Regions from separate parts of the Homo sapiens genome. Here region 1 is linked to region 2. The links are chromatin loops, found by intact Hi-C in ENCODE. Cell type or tissue: Caco-2. All regions are shown on one strand. Links, peaks and the distances in the headings refer to the core of each region. The heading gives the core; the rest is flanking DNA.

Evidence for each region. Hi-C counts contacts between places; a loop is a spot of excess contacts. Peaks named below come from ENCODE experiments on the same cell type or tissue, not always from the same donor. Only the 100,000 strongest peaks of a DNase experiment are listed, where the experiment ranks them.
Region 1: it touches region 2 in a loop (11-fold over the local background); 4 of 110 quality-filtered maps call a loop at or near these places.

The regions. Positions count from the first base shown.
Region 1 is chr2:200,664,259-200,674,793 of GRCh38, reverse strand. AOX1 (aldehyde oxidase 1) reads right to left here. Exons shown (of 35, transcript NM_001159.4): 32 at 8,042-8,107; 33 at 5,991-6,179; 34 at 5,052-5,219; 35 at 3,299-4,165. The coding sequence ends at 4,115. Among named protein-coding and RNA genes, the nearest start is that of LINC01792, 66 kb to the left of the region's middle. In Caco-2, for the core only: a CTCF peak has its summit at 4,255 (motif pointing right); no DNase peak of the experiment used is centred there.
Region 2 is chr2:200,616,353-200,626,887 of GRCh38, reverse strand. AOX1 (aldehyde oxidase 1) reads right to left here. Exons shown (of 35, transcript NM_001159.4): 17 at 6,069-6,238; 18 at 5,642-5,768; 19 at 2,905-3,027. Among named protein-coding and RNA genes, the nearest start is that of AOX1, 36 kb to the right of the region's middle. In Caco-2, for the core only: no CTCF peak of the experiment used is centred there; a DNase peak (open chromatin) is centred at 8,152.

The sequences.
Region 1 (10,535 bases), core at 3,131-5,630, 52 kb before region 2:
CCAGTTGGTCTCCTGGAGGGATGGTGTCAAATTGAGGACCAGTTTTGGTCTGTGTTGGAAGCAGATTGGATGTTCAGCATCAGCATCAGCTACATGGCAAGTGGAAGCCCATGCTGTCGGGCCCGTGCAAGGCCTCCATCCCTGACACCATTGGGTGAGCACTGACTGGGGTGATGGATGACAGAGTTGGCTAATGTCACATGGCCATCTCATTTGGTCCACTTAATTGTTTAGCAAATCTTTCACAGTGGGAGCTTCCTGCTGGGTGTTAACCTGTGATACAAAAATCTTCACATATCATGCCACTTCCATATGCCCATTCATATGCCATCTTGTCCCCAGTCTTGTAATATCACCCCCCCCACCCAGGCCCTTGACCAGCTGGCCAAACCATTTGTTCCATATATATCCTAACCTTGGGTTGCACCACTCCTGTTTTCCACATAATGTGGATAATCAGTGTGCTCCCCAAAGCCCTGCCTATTGGGAAAATTTCCCCTTGCCACCTCTAAGAGGGTCTATACTGCCAACACTGCATATCTGGATTGTACCCAAGTATGGAGCCAACCCTCTTGTGAACCCAGCTCTGTCTTTTTCCTTCTGCATCAGCTTAAGGACCCCTCCACTCTGCCTAGCAGCTCTAGGTGTGAGTTGAGGGAGAGACGCTGAAGCACCGGCGTGGGCCACTGTGTCTGGGGTACCTGCTTCTGCTGCTGGCTTGTTCCTCCCGCTCCTGCTCCTGCTTGGTTCTGGATGTTCTGCTTCCTTCTTACTGTATAGCTTTTGCTTGCCTGATCTTACGACTTGTGTTTTCACAAGATCCTCAAGTTACTTTTGTGCCTGTAACTGCAGAGCAGTACTGGATAGTGGCAGTCAGACCCAAGGAGGGGTAAAAGTGATAGAACCCTCCAGACAGAGGACACAGGCAAAGGCTCCAGAGTGAGAGCTACAACAGGAAACCCAGACAGGAAAAGGGAAGGGAACATGAGCCAACGCTGGAGAGACAGGCTGGGGCTAGATAACCTAGGCTGCAGATGCCATCTTAGGGATTTGGGACATGTTCTGCTGAGATGAATAGGAAGCAATTGAAGGGTTTTAGGCAAGAGTGTAACATGATGATTTTGTGTGTGCATGTGCATGTGTGTGTGCCCACAAATTCATGTATATCTTTGGCTTCAATGTGAGAATGGTTGGAAGGAAAGCAAAATGAATGCAGGGAAATCAGGAGGGGATTATTGCAATAGTCAGGGGAGAAATGAAGGTGGCTTGGAGTAACATAGAGGCTATGGAAATAAAGAGAGGGAGAGGCAGATTCAGGAACTGTCTTTGATGTGGGATTGACAGGATTTCGTGCCTGAATAGATGTGTGCGCAAAGAGAACAGAGCACCTCAGATCATTTCCCGTTTCCGGCCTAGCAACCTGTGGATGGCTGTACAGAAAAGGAGATCTGCTTGGGACGTTTGAAGTGCCTTTGAGACATCCAAGTGGCAATGAAAAGCAAGAGTTGGGTTTACAGAGCCAGAGCTTAAGCAAGAGAGTTACCTCCAGCCATGGGAGTAAAGGCAGCCACCCACCAGGCAGAGAGACTGGGAAAGAGGGCCCATGGCTGTCTCGAGAATTCCAACATTTACAGAGGTGGGCTGGAGGGGGAGGAGTTGGCAAAGGGACAGAAAGGAGGCATCTACCCTCGACTTTTGCCCTCCCACGACCTGCATCAGCACAGCATCCAGGATAATCCTTTGCAACAGAAGCAAGTCCATGTCACTTTTCTGCTCTGCAGCCACTTAGATTAAAAGCTCAAGTCCTTATAGCGGCCTCCAGGTTCTACATGGCTGCCCCCGTCCCTGGCTCTGTGCTAGCCACATGGGCCCCACTGCTGCTCCACAAACGGGCCAGGCACACTTGCTTGCAAGAGACTCTGCTCTAATGCCTTGTCTCCCCAGTAATGCTCTTCCTCCAGATACCTGCTTAGCTCACAGCCTCCATTCTCATTTCCTCAGGAGGGCTTTCTCTGACCTATTCTAACCACAACCTGCCACCTGCTCCATCACTCTCCATTGGCCTTAACCTGCTCCACTTCTACTTCTTCCCTTAGCACTCAAGCATCAACCATACTCCTGTAATTTACTTATTATTTTTAAAATTTTTCTGCCTGCCCTTACCAAAATAGGATCTTCCCAAGGACAGGGATCTCTGTCTATTTTGTTTGCTGATAAATCTCAAGTGCCTAGTACAGTGCCTGGCACAGAGTAAAATGCTCTATAAATACTTGTGGTATAAATGAGAAAATCTGCTCTTAAAGGCAGAGATCCATGTGACTTCTCTCTGCTCTTAACGGAAATGGCGTTTTTCCTTGACTATGCCTTGCTATTTAGCCTCCCTTTGAGGCTTCCATGTTTTTGGAAAGCCATTGATTGGGACAGGCTTCTTGATTCTCACAACTTCTCAATCTTTCCCACATTTTCTGTTTCTCTCCACAGATACTTTTTTAAAAATTGAGGTATAATTCACATACCATAAAACTCACCTTTATAAAATTACAATTCAGTGGTTTTTAGTATATTCACACGTTGTAAAATTATCACCACTCATTCTAGAACATTTTTCTCACCCCGAAAAGGAATCCCATATCCATTAGCAGTCTGTGGTCCCAGCAGCCTCTGGTAGCCATTAATCTACTTTGTGTCTGTGAATTTGCCTGTTCTGGACATTTTGTATAGATGGAATCATATAATATGCAGCCTTTTGTGCCTGGCTTCTTTCATTTAGACAATGTTTTCAAGGTTCATCCATGTTGTCACATGTAATAGTGCTTTTTTTTTATATGGCCAAATAAAACTCTCTTGTGTGGATATACCACATTTTATTAGTTGATGGAAATTTGAGTTGTTTCCACTTCTGGGATACTATGAATAATGCTATGAACAGTTATGTATACATTTTTGGGTGAATATATGTTTTAAATTCTCTTGGGTATATACCTAAGATTATGGTAATTCTATGTTTAACTTCTATGTTAACTATGTTTAACTCCTTGAGGAAATGCTAAACTATTTTCCACAGTATCTACACCATTCTACACTGCCCCCTGCAATGGATAAGTGTTCCCATTTTTCCCTATCCTAGCCAATACTTACTGCTGTCCATCATTTTGATTACAATCATCCTACTGCATATAAAATGGTGGCTCATTGTGGTTTTGATTTGCATTTCCTTAATGACTAATGAGTTTGAGCATATTTTTAATGCTTACTAGCCATTTATATATCTTCTTTGGAGATACATCTACTCAAATCCTTTGCCCATTAAAAAATTTTATTGATACATAATATTTATGCATGTGATATTTTGTTACATACACAGAATGTTAAATGATCAAGTCAGAGTAGTTAGGGTAAAAACTAAAAATAGAACTACCATACCATCCAGCAATTCTTTTGCCTATTTTTAAATTACTTGCCTTTTATTGAGTTGTAAGAGCTCTTTATGTATCTGGTTACAAGACTTTTATCAAATATATGATTTACAAATATTTTATCCTATTCTGTGGGTTTCCTTTCAATTTCTTGATAGTAACTTTTAAAGCTTTTGGGTTTTCATGAAAACTTTGGTGAAAGTTCGCTATTTTTTCTTTGGTCCCACTTAGATACAGTGTCTATATTCATTCTGACAAGAGGAAGGTGATAGCAGAAAAGGACAAATGAAAAAATGACAACTTCACAGTTCATATTAGTAATGAAATTATTTAGAAAATTGCCTTTCACTATATGGTATAATTTCTGTTGGTGGATAGAAGCCAAGTAGGAGTCACATGCAAGTCATCACCTATTCCATTTAGCTGGATGGATTGAAGAGACAGAGTAATGACGGATATCACCCTAGAGGAAACCAATTAGTGTTTATAACATTGAAAATGATTTATAGATTGCTTAAGCATATCTATCAAATCTAAATGGAATACTTTAAATCAGCTCCATAGAAAAGCAACACTGTGGGATGATTTCTGAACTGTGGAAACTCTGTCTTTCAGATCTAGCATCTTCCAGCACAGAGATAGGACAGATTGCCATCTGGGAAGAGGCACTCTGTTTTCTCCAGAAGTTTGCATTTGATTCAGATGGGTACATTCCAAGGAACGTAGGATCCAGGTTCATCTCTCGGAATCTAAAATAAAAACAAATCTGGATGTTCAAACCTGGGAAATGTTTGTGACTTAGGTGAAAAATAGAAGAACATAAAGTAGGTTAAACACCAGCAGAGGGCAACCAGGGCCATGACAGGTCAGGGAACAACAGCCTGTGAAGTATAGAGGAAGCCAGGGGAGGACTGGAGAGGTCCTGGGGTTATCATCTCACGCTTGAAGACCACCCAGTGAAAAGTGGAGTGGGTCTCTGTTTCTCCAGAGTAGAAAAAGCAACGTGTCAGGGGCTTAGGGAAAACCATGAAGGATACCACAAAGAGCCAGTGTGAGTGGAGGATGGGAGGGGCTTTCCCTTCAGTCAAAGTCAGGGTGGTAACTGTGAACAGTATGACTTTCTTCCACAATTAAAAACCCTGTCCCTGAAAATATCCAAGGAGGGTAGAGATGTCTGCTCGGCATGGGCGCTGTTGCCAGAGGGGAGGGGTTCCTGCTAGCATACTTTCCGGGTGCCCGTTTGGGGTTGGGGTGGAGGCAGACTGTCAGAGGGGCCTATATTCCTGGACTGGGTGTCCTAGGTTCAGGGCATAGTTCCTGAACTTCTATTCCTGACCAAGGTGTCCTAGGAAGGGAGCAAAACAGGAGAGGAACATAAAACTAATGGGAATGAACTTTCTTTTGTCAAATAGTATAGAATGGAGCCAAGCAGGGGCAGGCTGATGAAAAAATGCAACCCGAGGGGTACAAGTTCAAGGACCCCTCTGCACATCTGCTCAAATGCCCCCAGGTTTCCCGTCACCTTTTCTGGCAAGAAAAGCCACAGCAGTGCGTTCACGAAAACTTACCACAAGAACAGAGGCCAAAAATTCAGAATTTTATGATCACTATTTTTTTTCTACCATGCAAACGTACCATTTTTGTGAACTTGTCTTCACAGGCCATCCTAATCTTCTCCGGGGTCAGTGGACTATTAAGGGTCAAGGGTCCATGCAGGCCTCTCTCCTGTCGTGCTGCACTCACTGCGTCATGGATAGCGAAAAACACGGAACACCCCAGGAACACCCCCGACTCTCCCAGACCCTTGAAAGGAAGCATGCCAACTAGATTATACCTCTCTCTCTCACTCTGTATATATGTGCATATTTATAGCATATGTGCATATATAAAAATATTACGTACTACATATGTACATTTTTTTTTTTTTGAGACAGAGTCTGGCTCTGTTGCCCAAGCATGACACTGGAGTGTAGTGACACAATCTCAGCTCACTGCAACCTCCGCCTCCCAGGTTTGAGCCATTCTCCTGCCTCAGCCTCCAAGTAGCTGGGATTATAGACATGCACCGCCACACCTGGCTATTTTTTTGTATTTTTAGCAGAGATGGGGTTTCACTAGGTTGGCCAGGCTGGTCTCGAACTCTTGGACTCAGGTGATCTGCCCGCCTTGGCCTCCCAAAGTGCTTGGATTATAGGCATGAGCCACTGCGCCCGGCCTATATAAATTTTTTGTTTCAAAAAGTAATTTAATCTTTTGATCCAATATTCCCATTCTTAGAATTCTAGCCTCAGGAAATGACCTACATACAGAAGATGATTATTAGGCATGAAGATGATTATTGCAAGGTGAAAAATTAGATAGAACCTGATGGCAATAGTAGTTGATGTTAAGTTCTAAGATTTGGAATACTAAAAATTTTTATCATAATGTTAGATTAGAATTAAAATGTTTAATAAGAATTTTTCTTCTGCAATCCTGGTAAAAATCCCAAACAGCCAAGAGAGGAATGTAGCCTTCCTGTCACCCAACAGGTATCATATAAACATGCATATTTACCCATAGAACATTACTTACCTTAGATGAATAAAGAGTATTTGAGTTTTGAGAAGGAGGCAACAAAGCAATGTGCAACTCCGTGGGCATGTCACAGATGGCAGGGATTTTATATTGGTCTGGACCACGAGTGTGCAGAATGCCCTGGGGAGAATAATTCAGTTCCTCTATTGTATAAAGTCCCATGCCTTGAATAAATGCACCTTCAATCTGAGGCAAGAACAAAAAAAGAATTTCCACGTATGAGAAAACACAGTCAACACTAAGTAGCATTTCAACTTCATGCTGTTTGCTTGAATTTTAAAATTACAGTTTAAGAGCATTTTCAGGGTGTCTTGGAGCATGTTGCTGAAAGTTTATCTAAAAGCCATTTTAAACATGTTTGTTCAGCATTAAGTTAAAAGAAGTTCAAAGTCAGCCGGGCGTGGTGGCTCACACCTGTAATCCCAGCACTTTGGGAGGCCGAGGCAGGCGGATCACCTGAGGTTGGGAGTTTGAGACCAGCCTGACTAACATAGAGAAATCCCGTCTCTACTAAAAATACAAAAAAAATTAGCTGGGTGTGATGGTGCATGCCTATAATTCCAGCTACTCGGGAGGCTGAGGCAGGAGAATCGCTTGAACCTGGGAGGCGGAGGTTGCGGTGAGCTGAGATTGCACCATTGCACTCCAGCCCGGGCAACAAGAGCAAAACTTAGTCTCAAAAAAAAAAAATAATAATAATAATAAATAAAAATCATGAAAAAAAGAAGGTCAAAGACAAAGGACTAGGGTTCTAATTTTGGTTTGGCCATTGAAATGAGTGCTCAGGAAGAGTCTTCACAGAGTCTGGAGCCCAAGCACCCTCTTCTTTTGTTTTTTGCCCATGAGGCAGACAAACCCCCCTGACTGATGTGTCCAGAGACCCCAGGGTGCTAGTGAATGCTACAATCCCATTGTCTCATCCCACCTCCTTGCCCACAAAGTGGCTAGCCTCACATCTCTGGACTCTGATTTTAGATCAGTCTTCCAAACACTTCAGTCCATCCCCACTAAGTGAAGTCTTGTCTCTAAAAGCCCTCCACCCACCCCTGGCAGTCCCCAGCCCTCTTCTGCTCTCTGACTCCCTCCTCATGGCCCACCCCTCCCACACAGGCCTTCCCCATAGTCATCTGCCCTGGCCTGATTAGCAGCCATGAACAGGCATGCTAAATTCCATGTGTTTCTGTAGGGTGACTTCCTCCACTCTTCTTTCACCCCTAATGTCGTTTCTCATTCTTTCCTTGACAACCTGGTTCACACCCACTTCCTCCCTAAGCCTCCTTTGACTTCTCCACACCACAGATTCTTCCCATTCGCCAATAATGCAATGTCATGATGGTGGGGGCGGGGGGTGGGGGGGAGGGGACACAAGATGGTGCCCTAAATCAGAGGTAATGAGCTGAATTGCCTCCAGGTTCGAGACACGCAAACCCAGTATATGAAGATTCCAGGTGGGTCCTGTGTCATTGGAGAGTGTGGGACTCTAAAGGTACAGCCCACCGACTTCACTCATGGAAATGAGGATCCAGTGTGGGCAAACTTTCTGTTTTCAAGAGAAACTAGATATTTATGACTTTCCAATCTTTTCAACTATTTCAAATTTAAATTTGAAAATGTCTGTGGGTGGAATCCAGCACTACAGGCTGCCTACCAACAGCTACTGCTCTGATGACTTGAGGCTTGTTATCCCAACACGACTTCAAACTCCTCGAAGCTGAAGCCCATCGTGTGGCTAAGGCTCAGCACTGGGCACTAACTCTATTTATGTCCCAGAAGTTTGGAGCTCATCAGTCACCTGTAGGCTTGGTCTTGCCTCATTCAAGCTCCCTAGTCACAGATTTTATGTTTCTTCAAAAACTACCTAAAACACCTTTATTTCCTTCCCCCTTTTAAACAGTAAAACATTTGAGCTCTGCAGTTGGTCTGAATAGAGTTGACTAAAGGGTTAGAAAAATAAGATGATGAATAAGACTGATGGAATGCTCTCCTGCAGACCCCACCGCACTTTTGGCTTTTACAAATAGAAAGTGAGACACATCAGTTACACGTACCTGGCCTATGTCAATGGCTGGATTTATACTGCAGCCAACATCCATGACAATGTCTGTTCTGATGTTCTAGTATTAAAAAAAAGTTAAAATGTTTATTTTAATGAGAATAACTTAGGGAGAAGAAGCTGAGGAACACTTCCTGCCAGGCTGACTTTGGTATAAAGCCTTTCTTTCAGCCATGTCATTTCGAAAGAAGCAACAAAGATTTTATTATAGGACAAAGTTTATTATGTAAAACTTTCAAAATTATACAAATACTCTTAGCCAGCTGAAGCACTGTCTTTTTTTCTTGGAAATAATAGGAGAAAAAAATATTTACTTCATTTTGATTCAAGCTGTATGATGCAACAGATTGAGTTTAATTCACTACAACAGATATAACATATGACACAACAAAAGAAAACATCTATGGCCCTCACGATCCTAGTTGCAAAGCTTAATGGCTAGCATACAACCAAACATCCAGGTACAACTGGCTGAGGAATGTTTACTGAACCACAGAGTTCAGGGTGCACCAACAAAAAAGTCTTCAAATTGTCATCTGCTGTTCTAGACTTTTCATTTTTGTAGCAGAGAAGAGAATAAAGTTGACACTACAACTTGCTACTGATAACCTACAAATGAGGAGAAGTACAGCAGGCCCAGCCAGAGTGTTAGTAACACCTTTGCTTTCCAGCAAGTCTGTACATTTTTTTTAATGTGATATAATGGTCTCTGCCATGACTAACAGATTGTTCTTATAATTACTAATTGAACAAAAGAAATCCAAGAGTTTCCTTATTTGATCTGGGACTTTCATGTAACATTTGAAAATTAGATAATGATCTGGAATGTTTGACAATAATAAAACTTCAGGAACTCACATTTCTTATTTAAACACACAGTAAAATGTAAAGTCCTCTTTGACATCAGTCAGCAAGACTGGCCTTCCAGGAGATAAGTGGCCTCAGCTGAAGGTTAGAGGAGGAGCTCTAAAGTCTTCAGTGTTAGTGAAGGTTGTGCTTTCAAAGCTGTGTGCTTAGGCTGGTGGGGCTGGCTTATGCCTGTAATCCCAGCACTTTGGGAGGCCGAGGGGGGCAGATCACTTGAGGCCAGGAGTTTGAGACCAGCTTGGCCAACATGGTGAAATGCCGTCTCTACTAAAAATACAAAAATTAGCCAGGGGTGATGGCACGTGCCTGTAGTCCCAGCTACTCAGGAGGCTGAGGCACGAGAATCACTTGAACCCAGGAGGCAGAGGCTGCAGTGAACTGAGATCATGCCACTGCACTCCAGCCTGGGCAACAGAGCAAGAATCCACCTCAAAACAGAAAAAAACAACCCACAAAGCTGTAGGCTTAGTGCTGTCTGTCGTGTCTTTTGTTAGGACTGGAGAGAGTGGATCTAGGTTGTGGTAGGCTGCCTAAAAGATGGCTCTGGATAATCCTCACCTCCTGGTATTCACATCCATATGTAGTCTCCTCCTATACTCTACCAGGCCAGCCTGTTTGACCAGTAGGCTATGGCAGAGGTGACAGTAGTCACTCTGAGATTAGGTTATAAAGCTGGGCTTCTGTCTCGGGTACTCTCTCGCTTGCACATGCTCTCTCTTTTTCTCTTGGGCTGGTCTCTCTGGAGGAAGCCAGTTGTCTTGTCCTGAGGACACTCAGGCAGCCTACAAAGAGGTATCCACATGACAAAGAATGGAGGCCTCTGGCCAACAGCCAGTGAGAAGCTGAGCCTCCTGTCAACAACGCTATGATGGAGGGAGATGGAACAGGATTCTCCTGTCCCCGTTGAGCCTTGAGATGACTGTTGCCCCAGCCACAGCTTGACAAGCCTCATGCAGAATCACCCAGATAAGCCACTCCCGGAGGCCAGCCCCTCAGAAGTGGTGTGAGCTAATGAGCATCCACTGTTTTCAGCACTAAGTTTGGGGGTAATTTGTTGTACAGAACAGGTAACTGATATTTAGATGTAGGTTCAAAGTGAGGAAAATTTTGCCGGAATAAGGGCAAGTCTATCAACAGGAGAATGGCTGAGAAACAGGCCTTTGGGGAGGGCCCCTGGTAGAATGTCACATTCTGGCCCTTTGCCTAGCAGTGACACTAACCTGAGCTGAGATTTAGCTTTTATGAAGGCATCTGATGAGGCTATATGACACATCCCCTAAGATCATTCAAATAAGTTATAGGAACATGCCTTAAAATTTCATACTAGGCTAATTATTACCTTGTTCTTGGATCTTAACAAGGACAATGCATATATAGGAATATAAGAAAATCCACATGACTAAGTTTTCACCAACTTTTGCTTTGAGGGAGAAGGGACTTAGAAATCAGTTATATGGGCAGGGCACAGTGGCTCAGGCCTATAATCCCAGCACTTTGGAAGGCCAAGGTGGGTGGATCACTTGAAGGCCAGGAGTTTGAGACCAGCCTGGGCAACATGGTGAAGCCATGTCTGTACTAAAAATACAAAAATTAGCTGGGTGTGGTGGCGCAGCCTGTAATCC
Region 2 (10,535 bases), core at 7,155-9,654:
GCATATAGCTCCAATAGGATCGTGGTTGGTGAAGATAAAATGAAATAAGACGTGAAGAGCTTATATTGCATATAGTAAACACTCAATAATTGCTAGTTGAAAAGACTCTAGTGATTGGGATCATGGTGGCTCTGCCTGCCAGCCCCATATTCCTTCTTTGTGGGGATGAGCATTTCATTTGCACAGGGCAGTAGAGCACCTGGGACCTCCAGCTCTGGAAGTAAGATTTCAGACAAGCCCTGTCTGGGAGCTGGGTGTACAAATCCATTTATACACTAGCTCCTATTGGCTCTCCCTGGGTGCCCAGTAAAAGGGTACAGTGGTGCACAAAACCAGAGATGTAGTTACAATAACATAGGTTGGTTTTTAGCTATCCCTGAGAATTTATCTTGCAGTAATCCATGTGTCCACTGGCAAATGTGGTGTGCCAGCTCCTGCTGGCATTATCTACTGTGGGTTATTGTCCATCCATGAAATTCCATTCTGTTGGTAGTTGGGGATTCTCTTATCTCTGTTTCCTTCTGGCCACCAGTAGGTGTCTAGACAACACCCCTTAGAGGGATGGGCTATTGTGATTCTGCCATTTCCCCCATTCAAAAACTGGGTTGGTTTGTTTATAGCACCGGTGGGGCCCAGGTTCTTTGACAGAGTGTTTGTTGATTGTTTTTGTTACTGACTAGCTATGTAACCTTGGGTAACCCTGCCTTTTAGTTTCCCCATCAGAATGGGGATAAAAATAGTTTTTGCCTCATAGGATTGTGGTGAGCATTTAGTAAGTTAATGTGTGAAACTGACCTAGAACCATGTTGACCACACAGTGAGCTCTGTATAGGTCCTAGCTATGCTCATGTTGTTGTTGATGATTATTATTCAGGACAGATTCCGGTAGGGAACACATTTTTTTCCATTATGGTCATCAGCCTTACCCCTTGATTCAAGAGTTTTGATCGTTGCCCCATTCAATCTACTAAAAACTCGAAAAGCATGTGCCAGATTAAATCTTTGTGATAGTGACAGAGATATATTTGTTTTTGTTCTATTTTGATTGATAACACACTTCCTATTGGAATCTGTTCATGTGCTTTTCTTATTAATCTAAGATTAAAGAGATTCCAGGTTGAAAAAAAAGCTAGGTTTTATAAATCCTATTTTTAAAAGTTTCATCTTTTTCAACTTCACTGGCTGCTTGCTCTTTGAATAACTTTGAGCCAATTTTCTGAATTTTTCTTAGTCAGGAAAGTGATAAAAGAACTGTAATGTATAGGGAGAGGGGCATATTTCCCTGCTCTAAACTTTGATTAAATTTGCTCTGATCCAGTTGATGATCTTTAGACTTTGAGAGCTTAATCTCTGAACACAATGTGAGGCAACTCTTTTCCACAAAGCCAGAGCTTGTATCTGATGCTGGGATTCTCTGGCAGACAATCACGAGTCTGCTGGTTGAAGTGGTGAGGGTGGGGGGAGTGGCATCTATTATATTTGCTTATTGGGGCTTTTATTTGGCTGGAAGGTAGGGGGAGTGGAGAGTAGATATTTAGCCCCTGATATTGGGCAAAGATTTATAAACAAAATATTGATGAAGTGTTACGTAAATAATTTCTAATAAGTAATTCTAACTCTCCAGCAAACTTCAGGGGACAGAATATATGAAGCAAGAGCAGCATGCAACATGTAAATGAAAAGGGCCTGAGAAGGGAACAGAGTGTTTGAATTTGAAACTGGCCAGGAAAATTTGGGAGGCCTAATCACACTTCGACTCCAATTAGACTTCTACGTTTTTGTCTATTTGACATGATTTTATTTTTATTTTAAAATGTAAGAAAAATTCCCAGAGACAAACTCCATGTTCCTAAGCATCAAGCAGCATGGCAAGAAGCACCCCCAACACCCAGTTCTCCTGGAGACACTGATCGTGCCCAGGTTGTTTCCTCAATTCTGCCTCAGGCCATGCCGGTCACCCAGAGAACAACATGTTCATTATGCTGTGAAGCTAATATTGTGTCCCAGAGCACATGCGGCCTGTATGGACTGAGTCTCATCTATTTACACTGCCTCCCCAGTGTTCATTCTTTCATCATCCAGGAAATTATAAGAACCAATGGAATGCACACAAGAGAACATCCTATCATTTCATGGAGATGAGTCTTATAGCCTTTATAAATTTTCAACTCCTTTCTAAAAATCAGGATAGAAAATGCAATTCTCCAGTTTAAGTTGCCAAAATACCTGTAGGCATCATACGACTTATCTCTTGAAAAATCTAAAAATCGTGTCTCTGACACTCACTTCATGGAACATCCTGTTGGTCCTCACCATGTGCCTGGGTGAAGGTGGGTAAAAAGTCATAGAGTGGATCCACTTTCCTGGACATCACTGTTTCCCATCTAGCATCCCCTCCCCTTTCCCTTTCCAAACAGGGCTCAGATTTGTTTCAGTTTCCTACACTCCCCTACATAGCCCACTTACTTCAGAGAAACCTGACCCCAACTCCTACCCCTAGAAGTAACCAACAGCTCCTCCATTCCTCTGCCAGTCATTAATTTGGAGATGGATATGTGACCTAAGTGGCTTAATTAGGCTGGATCTCAGGATTTGTGCTTAGAATGCTGGGGCAATAGGGTTCCTCTTACTCCTTGAACATGAACAAGGAAGTCCAGGTTGTCCTGGCGGCCATCTGTGTGACCACAGGAATTGAGCTTGTATTGTGGGCAGCAGAGAAGAGTGGCAAAAAGAAGCCATGTCCTTGGGGAAATTGTTAATACTGAGACTGGTTAGAGGTTAATAAAGTCCGTGTGCTTTGGAGGCCACTTTGAGCCACATTTTCCTGTTACAGTAGCCAAAAGCATTTTAACTGATATTTGTTCTGGCTCCCAACTGGCACCACCATTCCACAGAACTCATTACCTCAATTGTTAGTATCAGCGGCTCCAAGTCTTGATAGACAATCTTCACTCGCTTAGCAGCTCGCTTTGCCTGAACCTCAGAATCGGCAAGCACAGCACAGACAAGCTGACCCACACAGAACACCTACGACACAGAAAGACCTTTGTTGTCAAGGAGGGCAGGCATCAGGTCCTCTCTTTTATTCATTTTCTTCCTCCCTCCTAGTACTCGATTACAGTAGGGCTAGGGCTAGATACACACAGGTGTGACCCCTCCACATCTGTCCATGACTATAACCACAGCTGGCCTCCTGATCCGAGGCACTGGGGGAAGTTTAGATCCTTGTGCTGTATCAGAGGAGCAGGAGTGATGCTGTCTTGAGGACAGCAGGCTCAGGCTCCAGGCCAAGCCTATGAGGCTGTGTGAGGGCCAGCCTGTCCCATGGCTTGATGTTTGGCTGTCACACGACAATCAGAGCTGTTCTGAGAGAGGCAGCCTCTGCCTGCACGGACAGGGAGGACCAGGAAGTCACAGATCATCTCAACCAGAGAGAAAAAGGGGATGACCTGGGAAGGGGAGTCCCCTGTGATAACAGAACCCTGATGGTGAGCACATCTCTCCTCACAAACTGTCTTTTCATGAAAAGATGTCCTAGCCAAGACGTGACCAAGCAGACAGCATCCCCTTCCTGGGGGGGTTGACAGCTAGGATTATTCGCCTGCAGGTGGGGCAGCTAGGCTCAGGAGTTCACACAGGGACCACAGCAGAAATTTAGATGGGGAAAAGAAACCTTAAGACTTGAGAAAGGTAAAAACAGTCTGGACTGGAAGAAGTCACCATCATTGCTGAGTTCTCTCTCCTACTTTATGCTGTGATTCACAATTTCAATGTAATCACTCATTTTAAAAATTGACTTTGAACTATTATGTCTTTTCCACAATGAACATAAAGTAGTTTTATCATCGAAAAAAAGGCATTAAAAACATAAAATCTAGCATGAACACAAAAAAAGTGTGTTTGTTTGGGGTAGGGGCAGTGAAGGAGAGAAAAATGAAACAAGAATGGTAACGTGTTGATAACTGTTGAAGCTGGGTGATGGATCTATGGGGTTCATTGTATAATACTTTCCCATTTTTGTGTATGCTTACAATTTCTACAATGAAAAGACTTTTAAAAGCCATTAAGTGCCATAAATGAATGTTTTAAAAAGCATTAAACCAACAAAGGCAATCATTCACAATGGCACTCCAAAGACTCCTGATTTTGCTCCTGTGACCTGGCACATAGATGTGGCCCCTGAGATGCTTATGATCTTCATAAGCACACCTCAAAGAGCAGGTACTATCATGCAGCCAAGATCAGTTTCACTTGTTTAGTAAACATTTATGCAAAGGGCTTAAATTCTCACCGTCTCTGCCAGTGCTACACAGCCCTGCTTTGGGGGAGTTTCAACCTTGAGTTCAAACTCTCAGTCATCAAGCTTTCATTTCTACAGATAATATCTTCAAGGGAGTATCTTCCAAGGAGAGCCAGAGGAAGGGACTGTTTCAAATTATGAAGCCCTTTTGGGTAAACACTGAACTGAGCAGTCCGAATTATGCAGAAAACCTGTTGACTGCTGTTCTTGCTGTAGCCAAAGTTTTAATCATTTGTAATTTTCACAAGGCAACAATGTTATCACTATACCTCTACTCATTCACCCTGCAATGTGAGAAGCAGTGTGTGGAATACACAGATGAATCAGACATGGGTCCTCACTCAAGGAATTTATACTAGGTGGAAGAAATATATAAGACATCAAAATAAACAAGCTTAACACAAGGTAGAAAGTACATAAAGGTCACTTTGTTTTCTCCTCTAGACTTTAAGCTCCATGAGAGTAGAGATCATACATATCTTGTTCAGCTATGGTGACCAGACATCATAGATGCTCACTTTTAAAAATCCCATTTAAGCCGGGCGTGGTGGCTCATGCCTGCAATCCCAGCACTTTGGGAGGCCCAGGCGGGCAGATCACCTGAGGTAAGGAGTTCGAGACCAGCCTGGCCAACATGGCAAAAATGCTGTCTACTAAAAACACAAAAATTAGCCGAGCATGGTGATTTGTGCCTGTAATCCCAGCTACTCAGGAAGCTGAGGCAGGAGAATCGCTTGAACCCAGGAGGTGGATGTTGCAGTGAGCCAAGATCATGCCACTGCACTCCAGCCTGGGTGACAAACAGAAACTCCATTTCAAAATAAAATAAAATAAAATAAAAAATAAAAAGCGCATTTAACACATGGAAATATAAATAAATCAGAATAAATTGAGAGAGAGAGAGAGAGAGAATGAATGAACTTCTGGATTGAAGAATGAGAAAAAAGGCTTCATGGTGCAGATACCACTTGAACTTGTAGTTGAACTTTGACCACACTGAGACTGGGACAATAATAAGGGCTTCTCAGGGAAGGGATTTCCATATAAAATTTACCATTATTCCATCTTCATTTACTCATTTATACCATTAGCAGTATGCCATCTCACTATTAGAAAATGTAAAACACCAAATAATCTTTTATATAACTAGTTAATGTCTTTACTTGTACAGAAAATGAATATATTTGAATTCATTCAATATTAGAATATACTTTTATAATAAGCATTCTAAGAATACTGGAGTCTTTCATGGTGTGCCAAAGTAGATGGTATCTTTAAGAAAATATGAAGCACCGTTAACTGAGAAAGTTATTTTTCAAATAGAAAGCAAAAATGCAGTACCTTATCTGTCGCCAGAAATTTCTCAGCTTCAGTAAAAAAGCAGAAGGAGTTGACGTCACTAAGATGTTCTGCTGTCATGATGTCCACCACACCGGGCATGCTGAGAGCTTCTGACAGATCAATAGACCTAGATGATATACACAGCAGAGCTCCTTAGAGTGGCCATAGAGGCCAAGAACATGGTTAATTGGATAATAAGATATGAGAGAGGTAAGAACTGTCCAACAGTCTCTGCCAGACAATTGGGAAAAAATTCTTGGGACAACGAAGTTGTAGTAAATCCTACATTTCGATCCTGTTTCACCTCTGGTCTGCATTGGATATCACCAACAAATAGCCTATTTCTTCACACCATTACTTTTCACTAGTGTGACTTAGATGAAAAGACAATCATTTATGCCCATTGAGTAAGAATTTTACCACTTACACAATCTTAGCATGAGCTCTTGAACTAGTCACAAAAGTCAAGAAAAGTTCCTGGTCCACCAGAGGCATGTCATCACAGTAGATGGCCTCCCCCGTGGCATGCTTCACACCAGACAGATGCATGATGGGGTGGCCAATTGGGTCTTCAGGATGCTGCTTTGGGCCTATATTCTGTTTAATAAATAACCAAAATATACTTTTACATTTCTATAGAGAAAGTAGGAATTATTATTATGCACATTTCCCATAAGAAGGTAGCTATATAATTTAGACTCAAACCAGAATACTTTTGCATATGAAAAAGCACTATTGGGCTGGGCACAGTGGCTCATGCCTATAATCCCAGCACTTTGGGAGGCTAAGGTGGGCAGATCACTTGAGGTCAGGAGTTCGAGACCAGCCTGGCCAACATAGTAAAACCCCGTCTCTACTAAAAAAAAACAAAACAAAACAAAATAGCCAGGTACGGTGGCACATGCCTGTAATCCCAGCTACTCGGGAGGCTGAGGCTACAGAATCGCTGGAACCTGGGAGGCAGAGGTTGCAGCGAGCCAAGATCACAGCACTGCACCCCGGCCTGGGAGACAGAGCAAGACGCCATCAAAAAAAAAAAAAAAAAAAGTCACTATTAATAACACCAAGACAATAAACCTACTACAGTAATTCAATAAGCCAACTGGTATGTCAATCCATGATGTTGTTCTTATTTTTCACTTTTTTTGAATGTAGACCCCAAACATCTCAAATGGAAATTCCATTTGTGTAAGTAAACAAATTTAAATCTTTCTTCTTGACAATACAAAATTATGTCCTCTTGCTAATGCTTATGTATCTCTTTAAATTTTATTATCAAAATGACTTTACTGTTTCTATATAAGCACGATACATATAATATTTTACAGAAGAGTATGATGATATCGTGACTATGTTTGTAGAAAATACTGAGGGTATTACTTCAACCAGAATAGCCTTCTTTTTTTCAATTTTGAGTGAGGAAATATAAGAAATAATTGGCAAAACTCTTAACTTAGACAATCCTGATAGAGAATGAAGCCAAAGGGACCTGCAATTGGAGTAATGATCCACTAATGTTGCTCTTTCTTAGAGCCCCATGGAGCAGAATATCTTGCTGTTGGCTCTGTAAATACCTTAAATGTGTTTCATTAATCAAAGCAGACATTAATCAGCACAATGTCTGCCCTGGTGTTTCAAATATGGGAATTTATGGCTTTCCCAGTCGGGTGTGTATTGTGAAAAGAACTGAAGATATGAAGAAAGAAGGAGAGCAGGTGAAGAGACAGACATAAGGCCAGGGTGAAGGCTGTGGCTGAGGAGTGGCCTGCTAAGCCCTGGTGGGTACCCCCATCTGTAACTCACTGTGTCAACATTGCACTCGGTACTGGGACTGAGGCCAGACTCCCAGAGGCTTTCTCTGGAAGACCTGGGGGTGAGGGGCATGCAGTCATGTTGGCCAGGTTGAGGTCAGAGAAAAGCTATGGACACCTCCCCTTCCCATCCTGCAGCTCACAGGATCACCCTGAGCCCTGGATCTTCCTTTTAGATGAGCCTTACAATGCCAGGCTACACATCATATGGCAGGAGGGAAGAGAGAACAAGTCGCCAACACATACTGGTTAAAAATCTTTACTGGGAGAAAAAAGAAGAAACAGGCCTATTTCCAACATAGCATCCTTTAAGGCATCTGAGCGGGGAGAAAAGCTAAATTCTTTTGTATTTGATTACCAGAATGTGCAGTTTGAGAAAGCCTATTCAGCACATATGAACAATAAGTTAGATACTTGAATCCATCTAAAATGGTATTTCATCTCACTCTTCACTGCAGGGTTTCCTGTTTCAAAGTCTGCCCTGGTCCAGTGAAAGTGCTCCAAGGCTCTTGCTCTATGGAACTGAAGACAAGCTGTCTGGATCCCCCCGATTAACACATTTCCTTTTCATGCAGATGTTTTGCTTTCCTTTCTGAACATTTGGATTTAATTCATCTAATCCCACAAATGGAGGAGACCTCTGGTTATAATGAGAGCTTTACTTAAGACAGCTGTGAAATGTACAGTTCTCCAGTGCCCTCTGCTGCTCCAGGAACTCGAGAAGAGTGCTCCCCACTCACTACCCAACTACTTAAGGGCCTCAAAAAAACAAAAAACCTCTGGCTGGAGATAGAGATCAGAGATTCTCCAGGCAGGTGGCAGGGCTGGAATATCAGGAGAGAACGGCAGAGTGGCATGTGTTATTTCAGAACATGTTCAACATTGATTTGAAAATAAAAAAACCATATTATTTTCATAACATAAATGACAAGAAGTAAAATGTCAACCAAATTGTGGCTGACAACTATGCACAGAAAGTAGTGTAATTTCTACAATTAACTTGGTATAAGACATGTGTGTAGGATGCATTTATTCCTATTTTATATAAAATTTACTGTTTTGCTGCAAAATAAACACTGTTGATAAGCATTTATTGTTCTAATTTCATATTTCTTTTACTTAAATGTAAACTTCAGTTTTGTAGTTAGTATAATACAGTGAACAAAAAACGGAGTATTGACTAAGTTTTTGTTTTTTCATTTTCAGTTATTGTTGAGTCATCCTGACTTTATCAGCTAGAAAGCAGGAGACTATCGAGAAAAATAATTTAGACCTTGGCCCAGGGCTCCATTCAATAAAGGTAGATATTAGGCCACGAATGTAGGGGACTAGGGAAAATGAGAGAAAAGTTTACTTATTGGGGTTCAGGCATGAGCACAGATTGGAGACAGTCCCAACACTCCAGCTCTATTGACGTAGCTCACACTGCCCTGTCCCCATGGCAAAGGAATCCCCTCAGTTCTCCTCTTCCCCCTCTGCTTCGAGGAGCTGAGATAGTGATGAAAAGGAAAAACCAACAATGAGGTTCTACCAGGTGTGGTTTTTCATATGTTGCAGATGGTAGGAATTGACTTCCTCTGCAAAATATCCCCCAAAGTGCTGAGCTGTGATGCTGCTTGGGCTCTCAACCTGAACCACATTTGAGTGAAAAAAAATCACCCACATCTTCTTTTTAAAACCCTAAGAAGTTTTTTCATCCTGAAAAGCAAAATTCCAGATAATTCATAAGCTCAGACATTAAGGAAAGACATTCATAGGTATCTGTAATGGGTCTGGGAGTTAACTGACATAACACATTTCACTGTAACAAACAAAACACTTCATCACATTGAAAAAAAGTCTTTTGAAACCATGTTGTGTGAGGCCTGCCAAAAAACTGAGGAAAAATTCCAAAAAATGTCTTTGTCCTACCGTCAAAGATATCATACATTTTTTTTTTTTTTTTTTTTTTTTTGCAGTTAGTTGTGATAAATCTACTGGTGAAAGAAGCTGTCCTCAATTACCTGCTTCTGCTTAGTATTTGGCTAAAGATACTATGGAAGGAAGAATGCTGTCTCCTCAAACTGGTGATCTTTTGAAGCTGTGTCAAAATATTTTCAAAGCAAATGAACTGATTTAGGGGAAAAATGCTCTTCGTGAGTGCTGACGTTGCTCTAGCAATGTGGATGTTTGTATGTGTGTGTGAAAAACCACGGGCAAAACAAAAACAAAACTCATCTATGTGGCAGACATATTGCATCTAAAACTTTGTTTTGCAATCAATGATAAACTCTCATTCAAGATCATGCACTATGTGAAGATTTTCCTTTTTCTTTGGATGATTTCAATATCCATTAATTTGTTGTTGTTTCTTTCTGAAGTTTATTCCATTGTCTAAGAAATATTAGGGTATTTATAAGCCAAAGGGTTCAACTATCATATTTGAAAAGAACACCGGGGAGATGGCAGCTGTTTTTAACTTTCAAAACAATCATTTTCAATGGAGTTTGGTGCATTTTAATTTTTAAACATATTGAACCTAAAACCTCAAGGAATACACACCAACGTCAATGTTCATTACGACATACTATAAGCTTTCACAACCAAATCCAACAATAGTTTCAGTGAACAAATGCTTTAAAAAGCCTTTTCATGTTCTTGACTTACTAAAACTCTCGAGGTCAAGTTTCCTGATAATAATTTCAAGGAAAAACCCACCAAACTGTATCCACTTTACCAACAGGGTGACTTCAGGCATATTTTTATGATGTGGCAGAAAATTCCATTTGAGAGTTAGGAATCCTGTTTTCTAATAGCCTTCATTACGAGAGCACAAAAAGCTCTTAGTACTTACGTTTGATTCAACTCTAAAATGTAACTCACAGAAAAATCACTAGAAGAATAGAGACTAAGGGAGTAAAATATCTTAACATTCAAGCTAAACAAATCAGCAGTTCTTTTTAAAAGCATTATTGAATTTTCATCAACCTCTAGGGGCTGTGTCTTTTCCTCTGAAAATGAAAGCAAAGCAGCCCATGGCCTTGCCGCAGAGCGTGGCTTTATTGGACTCTGATGCCTGCAGTGCCCAGGGCAGAAAACACGTG